Linked DNA regions of Homo sapiens: region 1 is linked to region 2. A link is a loop called in an ENCODE intact Hi-C map of the cell type or tissue named here. Cell type or tissue: prostate gland. All regions are shown on one strand.

The links. Peaks named below come from ENCODE experiments on the same cell type or tissue, not always from the same donor. Only the 100,000 strongest peaks of a DNase experiment are listed, where the experiment ranks them.
Region 1: a loop joins it to region 2, with 4 times the contacts of the local background. A loop is called at or near these places in 46 of 110 quality-filtered maps.

What each region holds. Positions count from the first base shown.
Region 1 is chr17:80,078,047-80,086,046 of GRCh38, forward strand. It overlaps CCDC40 (coiled-coil domain 40 molecular ruler complex subunit), which reads left to right. Exons shown (of 20, transcript NM_017950.4): 11 at 3,500-3,743; 12 at 3,830-4,012; 13 at 6,697-6,942; 14 at 7,957-8,000. Among named protein-coding and RNA genes, the nearest start is that of MIR1268B, 17 kb to the right of the region's middle. RefSeq lists an enhancer at 4,410-4,911. In prostate gland, a CTCF peak has its summit at 4,784 (motif pointing right); a DNase peak (open chromatin) is centred at 4,795.
Region 2 is chr17:80,004,337-80,012,336 of GRCh38, forward strand. TBC1D16 (TBC1 domain family member 16) reads right to left here. Exons shown (of 12, transcript NM_019020.4): 3 at 5,824-6,421. Among named protein-coding and RNA genes, the nearest start is that of TBC1D16, 28 kb to the right of the region's middle. In prostate gland, CTCF peaks have their summits at 1,645 (motif pointing right), 1,844 and 4,248 (motif pointing right); DNase peaks (open chromatin) are centred at 1,640 and 4,315; H3K27ac peaks cover 2,500 bases.

The DNA of each region.
Region 1 (8,000 bases), 74 kb after region 2:
AGGCCGGGCACAGTGTGGCTCATGCCTCTAATCCCAGCACTTTGGGAGGCCAAGGTGGGCGGATCACGAGGTCAGGAGATTGAGACCATCCTGGCTAACACGGTGAAACCCCATCTCTACTAAAAATACAAAAAATTAGCCGGGCGTGGTGGCGGGCGCCTGTAGTCCCAGCTACTTGGGAGGGTGAGGCAGGAGAATGGCATGAACCTGGGAGGCGGAGCTTGCAGGGAGCCAAGATCACGCCACTGCACTCCAGCCTGGGCAACAGAGCGAGACTCTGTCTCAAAAAAAAAAAAAAAAAAAGGAAAGAAAAAGAAATGTCTAAGGGTCACGAAGATTTTCTCCCAAGTTTTCCACTAAAGTTTTCCAGGTCTCGCTTTTAGGCATCTGGTCCATTTCAAGTTCACGTTTGTTGTGGTATGAGCGGGGTCCAGGCTCAGGTTTTGTGTGTCTCTCTCTAGTTGTCCCAGCACCACTTGTTGAAAAGACTGTCCTTTCCGTATTGAAATCCTGTGACACCTTTGTCAAAGATCAATGTATTGTGTGTGTGTGTCTGTTTCCAGACTCTCTATTCTGTTCCGTTGATCTTTTTGTCATTCTTTCACCAATACCACATTGTCTTTCTAACTAGAGCTTTATGGAAAATCTTGAAATCAGATAGTCTGAGTCTTTGATGTTGTTTTACAAAATTATTTTGGTTACTCTAGGTCCTTTAGGTTTCCATTTAAATTTTAAAACTTGCTTGTCAATTTCTGGGGAAAAAATGCCTTCTGGGATGTAACTGAAATTACATTGAATCCATAGATCAGTTTGAAGAGAATTGAGGCCTTAATAATATTAAATCTTCTGCTTCATGGACATGGCAAATCTCTCCAGTATCAGTATCTTTTTTTTTTTTTTTTTTTGAGTCAGAGTCTTGCTCTATCACCTGGGCTGGAGTGCAGCGGAACAATCTCAGCTTACTGCAACATCCGCCTCCTGGGTTCAAGTGATTCTCATGCCTCAGTGTACCAAGTAGCTGTGAACACAGCCACACACCACCACGCCCGGCTAATTTTTTTTGTATTTTTAGTAGAGATGGGGTTTTGTCATGTGGGCCAGGCTTCCTTTCTCTATTGATAGTGTCTTATCCTTTGAATAAGTTTTTATTCAAATAGTCAGAAAGTACTTTCTTCTTGGACTAGAATAATACCTTCCATATTTTTCTCACATCTCTCCCCAGTCTTTCAATTCTCTTTCCCAAGCAACCTGTTACTGTTTCATAAAGGTCTTTCCAGATAGATTTCGTTCATACATATGCATTATTCTCGGGTGTTTATCTCTCCACTTAAAAATCACCCGCGGCCGCTTAGTGTGTCCCGCTCTGCAGCTTGGTGTTTCTTGTGCTGTGTCTTAGAGTTATTCCATGTCAGAACACATAGAAATCACCGTTGTTCTTTGCAGTTCTCTTCACACTGTGTTCTAAATGATGCCTGTGCCATAATTTAATCATCCTCATCGATCCATAATGAGGCCCTTTCCTGTTTTTTGGCTTTTTCTGATCTCATCAGTGGATCAATAAATATCCACACACATTAAAAATAGATACTGGATCACCAGGCACGGTGGCTCATGCCTGTAATCCCATCACTTTGGGAAGCTGAGGCAGGTGGATCACTTGAGGTCAGGAGTTCGAGACCAGCCTGGCCAACAGGGCGAAACCCTGTCTCTACTAAAAATACAAAAAAAAAAAAAAATAGGCAGGCATGGTGGCACACGCCTGTGGTCCCAGCTACTCAGGCAGCTGAGGCATGAGAATCGCTTGAACCCAGGAGGTTGCAGTCAGCCGAGATCGCGCCACTGTACTCCAGCCTGAGTGGCAGAGCGAGACTCTGTCTCAAAAAAAAAAATACTGGATGGCCAGGCGCAGTGGCCCACACCTGTAATTCCAACACTTTGGGAGGCCGAGGCAGGTGGATCACTTGAGGTCAGGAGTTCAAGACCAGCCTGGCCAACATGGTGAAACCCCATCTCTACAAAAATACAAAAATTAGCTGGGCATGGTGGCACACACCTGTAATCCCAGCTACTTGAGTGGCTTGAGGCTGCAGTGAGCTGAGATCATGCCATTGCACTCTAGCCTGGGTAACAGAGTGAGAGACTGTCTCAAAAAAAAAAAAAGAAAGAAAGGAATGAAAGGAATGTTTAAAGTACCGCAGAACATCTCAGAATAATAGGAAAACATGCCTCACACACACAAAATTCAAATCCTCATGCTGAGGCGTAAGAATGACTTGAACCCAGGAGGCAGAGGTTGCAGTGAGGCAAGATCGTGCCTCTGCACTCCAACAAATACAGGATTTGAATCTGATTATTTCATTTGAATCAGTATTTTAGATCTGATTATCCGATATCTGTGTTTTAGAGCTTGACGTTAATTACAGGTATCTCATCGCAGCATGCCGAGGGGAAAGACAATAGAATTTGAAGTGGGCCCACTGGTGTTCCCTCAGCCACGCTGTTTCCTGCAGACCTTGGGCTAGTGATTGAAATGCTCTGAGTCTCAATGGCCACATCTGTAAAGCTGGACTATTTCCTTCCTAGGATTATTGTCATGGTTAAGGAAGGTGGGCAGATGAGAACCCCTAGCCCAACGTCTGACCCATGCGTCACTTTCCTTCTCCCCATAATCACAGTACAAAAGAGTTGTCAACTTGGGCTTTCAATAGATAATAGTTCTCTTGATCTATTTGAAAATAATAGTCAAGATTTGGCTATTGGCTGCAAAAATACAGTGAGGGAGAAGGAACAAGGCCCAGTGTTCAATAGCATGTCACAGTGACTACAGTTCACGGTAAGTTAGTGTATATTTCTGAATAGCTAGAGGAAAAGATTTGGAATGTTCTCAACACGAAGGAAGGATCATGTGTGAGGTGATAGATGGCCGGTTCCCCTGATTTGATCATGACATGCTGTATGCTTGTGTCAAAATATCGCATGTACCTCTCAAATATGTGCCAATCTATCCATAAAAATTTTTTAAAGATTTGGCTGCTATTAAAAGAGTTGGTTTCCTGCTGGGTGCAGCGGCTCACACCTGTAATCCCAGCACTTTGGGAGGCCAAGGCAGGCACATTGCTTGAGCTCAGGAGTTGGAGACCAGCCTGGGCAACACGGTGAAACCCCATCTCTACAAATAGAGTTTAAAAATTAGCCGGGCATGGTGGCGCACACCTGTAATCCCAGCCACTCAAGAGGTTGAGGCATGAGACTCGCTTGAACCCGGCAGGCGGAGGTTGCAGTGAACCGAGATCGCACCACTGTATTTCAGCCTGGGTTACAGAGTGAGACTCTGTCTCAAAAAATAAATAAATAAATAAATAAATAAGAGTTGGCTTCCTAATTTATTTCTCTGTGCATTGAGTTCGCCTTAGTGAGCTCCCTCGTGTGGGGCGCAGCTCTGTGCACTGGCTCTCTGATGTCTCACACGTAACTGGCTCTCCCCGCTGCATTTCTACAGAGGATGCCAGCATCAAGCCAAATCCACCGACGGCGAGATTGAGGCCTATAAGAAATCCATCATGAAGGAGGAAGAAAAGAACGAGAAGCTGGCGAGCATCCTGAACCGGACAGAGACGGAAGCCACACTGCTGCAGAAGCTCACCACCCAGTGCCTGACCAAGCAGGTGGCCCTGCAGAGCCAGTTCAATACCTACAGGCTCACCCTGCAGGACACAGAGGATGCCCTCAGCCAGGACCAGCTGGTGAGGCCGGGCCCGCCCCACAGGTCACACCTGGCGCACGGTGGTGCCTCTTCAGGCACGTGCACCCTGTGGCTCCTTGTCTCCAGGAACAAATGATACTCACGGAGGAGTTGCAGGCCATCCGCCAAGCCATCCAGGGCGAGCTGGAGCTCAGGAGGAAGACGGATGCTGCCATCCGGGAGAAGCTGCAGGAGCACATGACCTCCAACAAGACCACCAAATACTTCAACCAGCTCATCCTGAGGCTGCAGAAGGAGAAGACCAACATGGTAGGCCCCTGCCCCAGGGAGGGGCTGTGCGAAGCCCCCTGCAGCCTGGGCATATGAGGGCAAGCCGTCCTGGAGGCGGAGAGGGCGGAGTCAGTGTGAGCAGAGGGCCCTCCTGTGCTCACTCCTTTCCATGGTGTTCAGGTTGTAAGGGTGATACATTTTTACTGTAGAAAACCTAGAAATAGGCCAGGCGTGAGCCACCGCATGGCCAGCTGCCAGCCAAAGGCTGATTTCCCTGGGGGGACCTGGAGTGTGACTTCGACGTCCATGGCAGGGAACCCCCAATTGTGAGCTCATGTTCGCATCCCCTGGGATCTTGCTTTATCCTTTATCACCTGTGGTGGGGGTGGAGGGGACTTGTGTCCTTAGAAAAAACAATTCCTTACTTGAATTGTTTTTTCTTTGCCTCTTCCCGAGGGGTGACCGCCTCCCCAACACCCCGCCTCAAGCAGGCCCCTTTGGAGGACCCCCAGAGGCTACCACAGGCTCCACCATTTCCAGAGCACATCCTAGCAGTGGGGCCTGCCCAACAGTCCCCATTTTAGTCTCAGAGGAGGGTGACAGATTCCCGATGCCAAGCTCTGCCGGTTTTGCCCTCCTGAGGGGTGGGAAAGGAGCTGGCCAGGCAGAGCTGAAGGGCGTGGTGGGTGTGAAGGAGCCCATCCAGCCGTGCTGCTACCAGCCAAGTCCAGTTCCCAATCCCCAGGCCCCCGGGCCCCCGCCGAGCCCCTGTCTGGGCAGCCCGATAGGTCATACGTGTTTTGCTGCCAGTTTCCAGAAGAGGGCAGCAAAGAGTCTTGGACCAACACATTCGTCTATTACGACAATTTTCCAACCGATGCCAGTCCAGCTGCTGAAAAGAGTACCCCCGACACGATGTTTGAACTGCTCAAAGCCTCATGGGCTGATAGAAGGTGGGGTGGGGAGGCATATCTGGGAGGAGGAGCAAAGTGTGGATGGGCGGGACCACCCATCCGGAGCTGGGGTCAACCACGGGGTCCAGGCAGTTAATCCAGGGATGGTGTAGATGCCTAGGGGGAGCCAGGGTGGGCTCCACAGAGACCACAAACAGCCAGGAGTGGAGCGGGGGTGCAGGCCCGGCTGTGACGGGGAGGGACTGAAGGGGACTTGGAGCCATAGCCCCTGCAGGGCAGTTGGGGAGGGGGGAGGCAGGGAGTCCTTGGGGGGCCCAGATCTCAGGGTGAACTTGGCAGAGGAGGAGGCTGCGAGCTGACATTGCCACACAACTCCAGATGCCGGAAGCTTCCACTCCAGGTGGGCAGGGTCTGGGTTCCACCACCTGGGGACATTGGGTCTCCTGGGAAGCCGCCCGTGGTGGCCAGTGAGAGACATGGAGCCCACAGGCGTGGCGGGAGGAGAAGCTCAGATGGCCCTGAGGAGGCTGGGGTAGGCAGGAGCCACAGTCGTGAGAGAGCCAAGGCCTTGTGTGGCAGGAGCCGACGGGCAGGGGTGCTCAGGGCAGACACAGGGCCCGAGGCCACCTGTTAGAACCATGCCCTGGGGAAGAGGACCCTGTCCTGGTGGTGACAGCATCTCCCTGTTCCCAGAGCAGCTTTGGCCACACCATTGCAGCTGTGACTGCCACTGCCTCACTCCTGATTATCACAAACGTCCTCTCGATAAACCCCCCGTTGCCAGAAGGGATCCAAAGTCTGTCTAATGCCTCCAAAGAGCCCACAGAGGAGGCCAGCACTGGCGGCTCAGACCTGCCGGACAGCAGGAGGGGTCAGAACGCATGGAGGAACCAGTGTCTAACAATTGCTTCTTGCTTCATAAACTATGCTGCAAATGTGATAGAGTACAGCACAGCCATTACAGCTTACAGAGCACAGGAACATAAGACCCGACTTACCAGATTAAAAAGCAGGTTAGCACCCAGTGTGTAGGGTGTGATCCTATTTTTATTTTGGAGAATTATATAGAAAAGACTGGGAGGAAAAATGGATTCAGATGGGAATGGTAGCTAACTTGTGTCAGAATTGCAGGCAATTGAATGTGTTCTCTGTCCTGGCCTGTATTTTCACATTTCCTCACAATGTGTGTGCTACGATTTAAGAAGTGTGTTAGTCTGATCTCACACTGCTGTAGGAAATACCTAAGACTGGATAACTGATAAAGGAAAGAGGTTTAATTGACTGACAGTTCTGCATGGCTGGGGAGGCCTCAGGAAACTTACAATCATGGCAAAAGGCGAAACAGGCACCTCCTTCACAAGGCAGCAGGAGAGAGAGTGTGTGTGAAGCAGGAACCGTCAAACACACAAAACCATCAGATCTCATGAGAACTCACTATCATGAGAACAGCATGGGGGTAGCGGCCCCCATGGTCCAGTCACCTCCCACAGGGGCCCTCCCTTGACATGTGGGATTATGGGGACACAATTCAAGATGAGATGTGAGTGGGGACACAGCCAAACCACATCAATAAGAAAAGCTAATACCATGATCTCTCTTTTCTGTAAAAAGCCAACATCTGGGTTCCAACAAGTAGGTCCCTTGCTGGGTCCTGGAGACAGTGGGAAATCCAGCCTCCTGCACTCGTGACTGTGCGTTTGGAATATCTCCAGAGGAACATCCCGACCGTCAGGGAACGGTGGATCAGCAAACTCGTCCCGGGCCTTGGGTGGGGGCAATATTCACAGGTATTTCTTTTCATCAATTCAGATGACACATCTTTCCAAAATCAACGGTGACATTGCCCAGACCACCCTGGACATCACACACACCAGCAGCAGGCTGGACGCACACCAGAAGACCCTGGTGGAGCTGGACCAGGACGTGAAGAAAGTCAACGAGCTCATCACCAACAGCCAGAGCGAGATCTCCCGGCGCACGATCCTGATCGAGAGGAAGCAAGGGCTCATCAACTTCCTCAACAAGCAGCTGGAGCGGATGGTCTCCGAGCTGGGGGTGAGGTCCCAGGCAGGGAGACGTGGTCCCCGGCTGACTGTGGTGCCTGGTGGGGCAGAGCCCCCTCAGATCCCCCACGGTCAGACATGAACTCCTGGAAGGCACAGAACTGCCTCTTTCCCTACCTGCTTTACAGACAAAATGGCACGTGTGCCAAGCGCTCTAAGTCACATTTTTCTGCACAAGGCCAGAGAGTATTCCGGCTTTGTGGCCAGTTGGTCTCTCTGGCAGTGACACGGCTCTGCCTCCATAGCGAGAAGGAGCATAGGTAAAACGTAAAGGAATGGGCACGGCTGTGTCCAATCAGATGTTATTCAAGGCCACTGAAGTCTGAATTCCAAATAATTTTCACCCAGCACGAAATATTCTGCTGCTCTAAGAAAAGTGGCCTAATGCGTTTGAGGCCTGATGCCATATACGTCATCCAGGTCCCTGTACTCTCAAAGCCCCTTTGGGTTCCAGAGGCCCCACCCACCCTGCCAGCGCACCCACCATGGGGAAGCTAGAGGGGGCTCCAGAGCCCCTTAGCCATATTTCCTCCAGCGGGGTCTGTGGCTTGCGGCCCTGCTGAGAGCTAACTTGAGCCCCTCGGCCTTCGTCCAGTTTCATGACCTCAGGGTTCCAGGCCCTCTGCAGCCCACTCACAAAGACCTTTGAGCCCAAGAAGGCTAATTTTGCTTTTTTTTTTTTTTTTTTTTTCTGAGACGGAGTCTTGCTCTATTGCCCAGGCTGGAGTGCAGTGGTGCCATCTTGCTCACTGCACATCTGCCTCCTGAGTTCAAGCGATTCTCCTGCCTCAGCCTTCCAAGTAGCTGGGACCACAGGTGTGCACCAGCACACCTGGCTAATTTTTGTATTTTGGGTAGAGACGGGGTTTCACCCTGTTGGCCAGGCTGGTCTTGAACTCCTGACCTCGGGTGATCCACCCGCCTCAGCCTCCCAAAGTGCTGGAATTACAGGCGTGAGTCACTGCGCCCAGCCCTAATTTTGCTTTTTGATGAATATCCGGTCTAGGGGGAAGAAGTGGGGCCCCTGGAGCTTGAAATCAAAAGGCTGAG
Region 2 (8,000 bases):
CACTCTAAATTTCCACACTGCAACACTGCATGGACCATTTGACAGTCCTTGTCAATACCACATCTTCTCCTATCTGGCAGCACCGAGCTTCTGAACGTTTTACAGGTCACAGACCTTCTGGGAAGTCAGATGGTGCCTCCTCCTCATATAAAAAAAAGTGGGGTAAGATCTCAGGGGTTCGTGAGCCCAGGTTTGAAAACTCCCTGATCCAACAGAGGGACCTTAGAGGGACCTTAGTCGGTCCACCTCCTCTGCCGTTGGATTCTTATGTTCTGCTCCTTTTTCCCCACTGTAAGGAATACCACGATGAACATCTTCATGCAGAAGCGTTTGTCTTTCTACTTTTATTTTCTTTTGAGACAAGGTCTAGCTCTGTCACCCAGGCTGGAGTGCAGGGGCACCATCTCGGCTCACTGCAACCTCTGCCTCCCAAGTTCAAGCGATTCTCGTGCCTGAGCTTCCCAAGTAGCTGGGATTACAGGCATGTGCCACCATGCTGAACTAATTTTTGTATTTTTAGTTGAGATGGGGTTTTACGGTGTTGACCACGCTGGCCTCCAACTGCCAACCTCAAGTGATCTGCCCACCTTAGCCTCCCAAAGCGCTGGAATTACAGGCTTAAGCCACGTGCCGGCCACTTTGGCCTTTCTATCTGTAATTTGGATTCTTTCTTAGGATGAGGTCCAGAGGAGACATTTTCACTTAGGGAGCAGAATCTGGTGTTTTTGTTGTTCTTGTTTTTGTTGTTGTTGTTTTTGTTTTTGACAAGGTCTCACTCTGTCACCCAGGCTTGAGTGCACTGGTGCGATCATGGCTCACTGCAGCCTCCACCTCCCAGGCTCAAGCAGTCCTCCTGCCTCAGCCTCCGGAGTAGCAGCTTGGATTAAAGGTGTGCACCACCACACCCAGCTAATTTTTTTTTCTTTTTGGTAGAGACGGGGTCTCGCTATGTTGCCCAGGCTTGTTTCAGTTCTTTATCCAGGTCACCAATGCACATCCCCGGGGCAGGGTCAGTGGACACGGTACCAGCCCCATGGCGCCCCGTTATTCCACACCCTCGCCCAACTGGCCTTTTAGGCTGGACGGTAGCTTCCAGCACAGAAACCAAGGGCAGGATGACCAGTCGCGCTTGGTGGTCACCCTCCCCAGCACACCCGAGAGCCTTGCTTTCTGACACTGAGGAGGGCACAGGACCAAGATAGCCCAGGGCTCACCCCCGGCTCGGGGAAGCTCAGGGTCTTGGGGTCTCAGGGCGGGGAGGCAGGACGACGCATTGGCGACAGCAGCTCTCCGTATCACCCCATCCCCCAAGTCAGCCTCGAATACTCACTTGGTCAAGGATTTCCAGGCCGTCGCTGGACTGGGGCCTGGGGCCTGGGGCTTCCAAAGGAGACCTCTGGGTTTAGTAGGTGGGCTCACCTTCCAGCATGCAGACCCCACCTGGCCATACTCTACAGGTAGCACACGAATGTGGGCAGCCCGGGGGATACTGCCATTTCTAACCCCTAAGCTCTTCTGTGAACTACTTGCCAAATAACCATATACCTGGGGGACCCTAGGCCCCCGGGGTGGGGTGGGGGAGTTGTCCCTCCTGGCCAATCTCAGCCAGACACGCAGCCTGCACATGCAGTTCTTCAGATCCACCACTAGAGGGGACCCTCGAGCCAGCCTACCTGCTCTGCCCTCCGGGGGGACTCAACTCCGGGTTAATTATTAATAGACGCCCCACCGCTCAGAGTGGCGATGGGTGCACCCGAGTCCTCACCAACACCCCTGCCTGGCGGGATGGCCAGTCATCTGGGGTCCTCGGCCCTGACACCCCTCCCCACCCCAGAGCACCAGGAGCGCTCTCGCTCTCTCTCGCTCTCTCGCTCTCTTTCTCTCTTTCTTTCTCTCTCTCTCTCTCTCTCTCAGCCCCTTCACAGCAGGGGTTCTCAACGCTACGTGCACTTCAGAAACCCCCAGGAAGTTCAAAACATTCCCATGCCTGGGCGCCACCCCAGCGATCCTAGTTTAATTGGTCTGGGTGCAGCCTGGGCATCAGGATTTTTAAAGCTGCCCAGGGCATTCTCATGGGCAGCCGGGCTGGGGACGCCTGCTCTACAGCGTCTAGGACAATTAACCACCTTAGCCAAGGATCTCCAGTCCCATCATACGAAGGCCCCGGGGGATGGGGATGGGGCAAGGAGCACCACCTCTGCTTCCTGGGTCTACCATGTGGTGGGGGCCAGAAGCGCACAGGAGCAAGGAAAGACCAGGGAAATGCAGATTCCAGGGCTCGCCCAGCCCCTTTCAGAATCCATGTCTGCTTTTCTTTTTCTTTCTTTCTTTTTTTTTTTCCAGACAGAGTATCTCTCTGTCACCCAGGCTGGAGTGCAGTGGCATGATCACAGCTCACTGCAGCCTTCACCTCCCAGGCTTAAGCCATCCTCCTGCCTCAGCCTCCTGAGTAGCTGGGACCATAGGCATGCACCACTATGCCCAGCTAATTTTTATGTATTTTTTATAGAGATGAGGTTTTGCCATTTTCCCCAGGCTGGTCTTGAACTCCTAGGCTCAAGCAATCCACCCACCTTGGCCTCCCAAAGTGCTGGGATTACAGGCGTGAGTCACAGTGCCCGGCCTCCATATCTACTTTTTAAAAATAAAAAGAAAGCTCTCAGCAGTCTGTCTTGGAGACAGGCTGTTTTCACTCCAGCCTTGCACTGAAGCACACGCTTCTGGCGGGGTGGGGAGAGTCCCATCCACATCCACCTCGTCCCAGCACAAAGCTGCAACTCGCCACGTTCAGCGAGCCTCCCCTGGACCGGGCTGACACAGGCCTGAGGTGCGAGCCACACCGAGCCCGCGGCCATGTGGCCAAGAGGCATTTTCTGAGCCTTCATCAGGAGCAGGGCCGGGCTGTGGTAAGCACCCCCCAGCACGGTCTCCGGGTGGGGACGAGTCCCAGGCCAGGCTCGCTGACCCCATACCCCAGGCTGGTGCTCAACCCTCACGCCGACTCTGCCCTACAAGGGGGTTCTTGGCCGCACTTCACACCCGTGAGGCATCTGCGTTTTGGATGTGGGAGGTAATGGCCACAAGATCACACATAACTCAGGATGATGCCAGGACTGGAAACAGATCTGTCGGACCCCAAAATTTACTCCTTCACCACCATCTGCCTCCCAGCAGCTGGGGACGGACAGGCGGACAGGGTGTCTCAGTGGGGACTCGAGTGTCAGAGCAGAGAAGGGGGCCATGGGGAGGGCCCTCCTCAGCCCAGGGTTCGGGGGAATAGAGAAGCCTCCCCCAAAAGCTGACATGAAGGTGCCTCGCCCCAGGAGCTGAGTCTCAAACATATAAGCTGGCCGGTTAGGAGAGAGGGGAAGGAGGAAGCCTAGGTAGAGGGGATCCCTAGCCAAAGGCATGAGGCAGAGAGAGCCCCACAAGATCTAGAGGCAGAGAGGACGACGAACTTGGAGGTGTGCACAGTGGGGGGTGGGGAGGCAGGCAGCATCGCTCAGCAGGGCCAGATGGTGATGGGCCTTGGACCCCGAGTGAAGGAGATGGTGCTTCATCCTGAAAATGATGGGCGGCCCCCGGTGGGTCCCAGGCAGAGGGACAGCCTGGCTTCCAGAGTGAGTGCACAGCACGCCTGTCCGCTGCCCACTGATGCCAATACATCCCCACCCTCAGTTGTGATAAAAAAAAAAAAAAAGTGTCTCCTGGCATTGCCATACACCCCCTGGGCACAGACTCGGCCCCGGGTGAGAATCACTGCTCTAGAAGAACCTGGAGGGACCTGGGCATCAGCGTCTAAAGGCTCCCCCAGGAACCCCCACATGCAGCCAGGTTGAAGAACCAGCAAGGCGAAGGGCGGGGAAAAGCGAACCGGGGTGCATTCTCACAATACCCCCAGAAAGTGGATATTACCAGCCTCATCTTACAAACAGGGAAACCGAGGCTCCAAGAAAAGAAAGAATTTCCCAGGTTCACACTAACCAGTGATGCCAGGACTCAACCGGCACTCAACTCCCTAACTCCTAAACTTGAGCTCCCTACGAGATGGGGCTGCGGGACAGAGAGCTGACCGGCCAGCTTCTGGTTGTGGTTCTGCCACAGAATCCTCAGCCCCAAGACCGTGGGCCAACCCCACCACCTCTCTGAGACACAACTGGGACCTTCCCCTCGCCTGGGCCCTGGGGATGCAGGGACACGGGGACGCCTGCAGGTTCTGCTGCACTGTTGGCCTGGCACCACCAGGGGGAGCTCCGACTGAGTCCGGCCTGCGGGACCCAGGCCAGGACCAGAGTTCGGGCCCCGCCTCCCCCACACCTCCTCGGGTTCCCTGGCGCCTGACGCCACCCAGCTCAGCAAGCCTCCTGGCACCTGGAGTCCTCAGTTACGGCTCACGGCTTCCTTTTATCTGCACTCTCCAATAACTGAGATGAATGTTATCGGTTCACCCTGGGGCTCTAATGGACTGCATCTTTACTGGAGGGATAAAATCAGGGAAGAACCCGTCCCACAGTCACCCCTGCTGAGGCCAGCAAAGCCTGTGTCCTTACTTCATGCCCCACCACTCCCCGGCTTAATCGGCCTGGGGTGACCTTTTATGCTGCAGCCCTGGGGCAGACCCAGCTGGGTTCACATCCCAGCTTGGCCCGGGCACTGGCTGGGAGACCCCTGGCAAGCTGCTGACCTTCTCCGAGCCGCCCTTTCCCCTTCGATAGCAGGGGATAATAGGAGGGCCCACCTCACGGGGCGTGGGGCTGTGGAAAGCACACACGTACCATCCATAGCCCACGGTGTCCAGCGCCCAGGCGAGACCCAGACCACCCACGTCCAGCATGCGCCCGGCTCACACCACGAGCTCAACAGTTAATGACCTGCTCGCTGACTGATGTCGGCTCTTACTGTTGTCTGTGGTCACCACCATTATTTGCCCAGAAATCTAATGAGCGTAAGGACCACAGCCGGGGCATAGGAAGGGGCTGTGGAAGTCGGATGCAGGCCCCCTGTGCTGGCTCTGGGGCTCCGGGCTTATGCGACCACACGGGCACTCACCCCAAGGCCATGAGGGCCCTCGTGGCACCATGCAACCCTCCCCACTCAGGAAGGTCTCTTTGGGTTCCAAGGCCCAGGGAACCCACCGCAGGGCACGGGCCCAACTCTAGCTCCTGCAAGTGTGGCCAGCAAGGAGTCCAGATACTCTGGCTGGACTCCCCAGGGTGCATAGCGGCTGCCAAGTCGGGTGAATATGGTCAACACTGCCCCGGGACTACATCCATCCTCCACAGCTATGAGAAAGAGGGAGGCTGAAGCCTCCGGGGACCACAGGGGGCCAGGTCACGTGCCCAGTGGGCTGCAGGGCAGAGCGGGGAGCTGGAGACCAGCACATCTGGGCTTGGGCCAGCCCTGTGCGTGAGCCTAATGATGCCACCCGGGCCTCTTGGGCACTCGCTTGGGGACTGAAAATCTCCTGCCCCTCCGGTGATGGGAACAGAAGGGACCAGGACTCCCGGGGGCTTAGCCTTGGTCATGGGCCCATCAGACCTGGTAGGGCCTGTTTAGTCCTAGTGAGTCTCAAGGAGAGAGAAGAATGTGGACACCCCGACGCACCCTTCACAGTCCTCTCAGTGGGGTGTAAAGTGGGGACTCCCTGCTGAAGCCCTTGCCTCAGGGAGGGGCTCCTGCCACAGCCACGGCCACAGCCGCGGGCAGGTCGGGCAGATGCCTCCAGCGCTCACCTGGCATCACAGGTGACGCAGGTGAGTGCTTCCTGCCCAGGTCAGGCCTTGGGGGCCTCCCGAGAGCCCACGCCCAGAACCAGGAACTCACCTGCTGTCACTTTCCAGAAACACGGAGCCGCGGCTCTCGGCCAGCGCCGCGCTGATGGGCGAGAGGCAGAAGGGCGAGGAGAAGGTGTCTGAGTCTGAGTCAAAGGAGCTGTCTCTGCTCACGCCCTCGGCTGACAGTTCCAAAGAGCCATCCTCCTCCCCGGCCTCGGGCCGCGGCTCCCGCCCCTCCTCGGTGACATCCTGCGGACTGACCGTCGACAAGATCCCGGAGGGGCTGCAAGCAGGCTGCGAGGCTGGCTGGGCACCATCCACCCCCAAGCCCTGCGCCAGCTTCTCCTCATCCTCTGGCGCAGGGCTGGCGAGCATGCGGTCTGGAACACTCTGGGCCACCACCAGGATGTCCTCATCTTTGGGGGTCAGGGTAGGCCGCAGCTCCGTCGGGGAGGGCTGGTGGGAGGCTCCTGAGCTCCGGGTGCGCCGGCCCCGAGGGCGGGGTGCCTTGCGAACGGGGGAGCTCTCGGGTGTGATGTAGCGCAGGGCCTCCTCGTCCTGCCTCTGGATGCGAGAGTTGGGGACCCATGCCAGGATGAGGGTGGCTCCCAGCATCTCATCCTTCTCCATGTACAAGCACAGGTAACCTGTGAGGAGCCAGGGGGATGGCACGTTAGAGGCCAGGAGGCTGTGGATGAGGCCCTTGTGGTACCTTTGGCGAGCTGCTCGGAGAGGCCACTGCCCTTTAGTAAAGTGCCAGTCCGGCCTCAGATACAGCCTGGCCCTGAGCAAAAACACTAGAGGGAAACTGTGGAGCTTGAAATGAATTCCAGCTATGCGTGTTTTTTAAGAACACACACTTCCGGCAGATCCAGGGGGCACTGGTCCCCAAGCACCGGCCTGCCATGCGCCTTTCTTTTTGGTTTTTGGGTTTGTTTCTTTTTTCTTTGAGACAGGGTCTCGCTCTGTGTCTCAAGCTGGAGTGCAGTGGCACAATCTCAGCTTACTGCAACCCCCACCTCCTAGGCTCAAGCAATCCTCCCACCTCAGCTCCCGAGTAGCTGGGACTACAGGTGCACACCACCACACCCAGCTAATTTTTTTTTTTTTTTTTTTGGTAGAAATAAGGTTTCACTATGTTGCCCAGGCTAGTCTCAAACGCCTGAGCTCAAGCGAACCGCCCACCTCAGCCTCCCAAAGTGCTAGGATTACAGGCGATGAGCCACGAACTCAGGCTTGCCATGCACCTTTCCAAGTACACCAGGGGCTCTCCCTGTGTTCAGAGCCCTGACCCTGGCCCCAGGGCTCACCTGCCTGCAGCCTCCCTGTCTGTGTGAGCCCAGCGGCCCAGGTGCCCAGCTTCATGGCTTTACAGCACTGTTAGGAGGGATGGAGGCTGGAGACTTCATTCTGTTTCACAAAAAGAATTCATACAGCCAGGCGTGATGGCTCACGCCTGTAATCCCAGCACTTTGGGAGGCCAAGGCGGGTGGATCACGAGGTCAGGAGATCGAGACCATCGTGGCTAACATGGTGAAACCCTGTCTCTACTAAATGTACAAAAAATTAGCCGGGCGTGATGGTGGGCGCCTGTAGTCCCAGCTACTTGGGAGGCTGAGGCAGGAGAATGGCGTGAACCCAGGAGACGGAGCTTGCAGTGAGCCGAGATTGCACCACTGCACTCCAGCCTGGATGACAGAGCGAGACTCCGTCTCAAAAAAAAAAAAAAAATTCATCCAAGCTGGGTGGTATTTGGGCCTTTTCCAATCATCAGTGGCACTCATGGCATTTTTTTAATGCAGATTGTTTGAGGAAGGGGCCACCTTTGCAGATGAGCATTGATGTCACACACGGGGTTGCTGGTGACATGGGAGGAGGGATTTCTCCTGGGCCAGAGCAAGTGGGTGGGTGCTCAGTTCTGGGGGGAGGTGGCATTTCCTAACCCAGCACCACGCAGTTTCAGGATATCCTGATTCCTGGGCCTCCCCCACCCACTCTCCAGGCCTCTACAACTCAGACCCCTAGAATCTCCTAAGCACTGCTCCTGTTGCCAAAACAGGCTGGGAAATTTGGGGAATGTCAGCCAGCTGGGCATTAGGATAACATGAGCCTGAGGCTGAGAAGTGTTTCCACATCCTTTGAGATCGGCAAGAGGGTCCGAGGTGGCTACTCCCTGGTCTCTCTCTCTAGAACACCCTCAGGCCAGGCAACCTCCGGGTCGAGGGG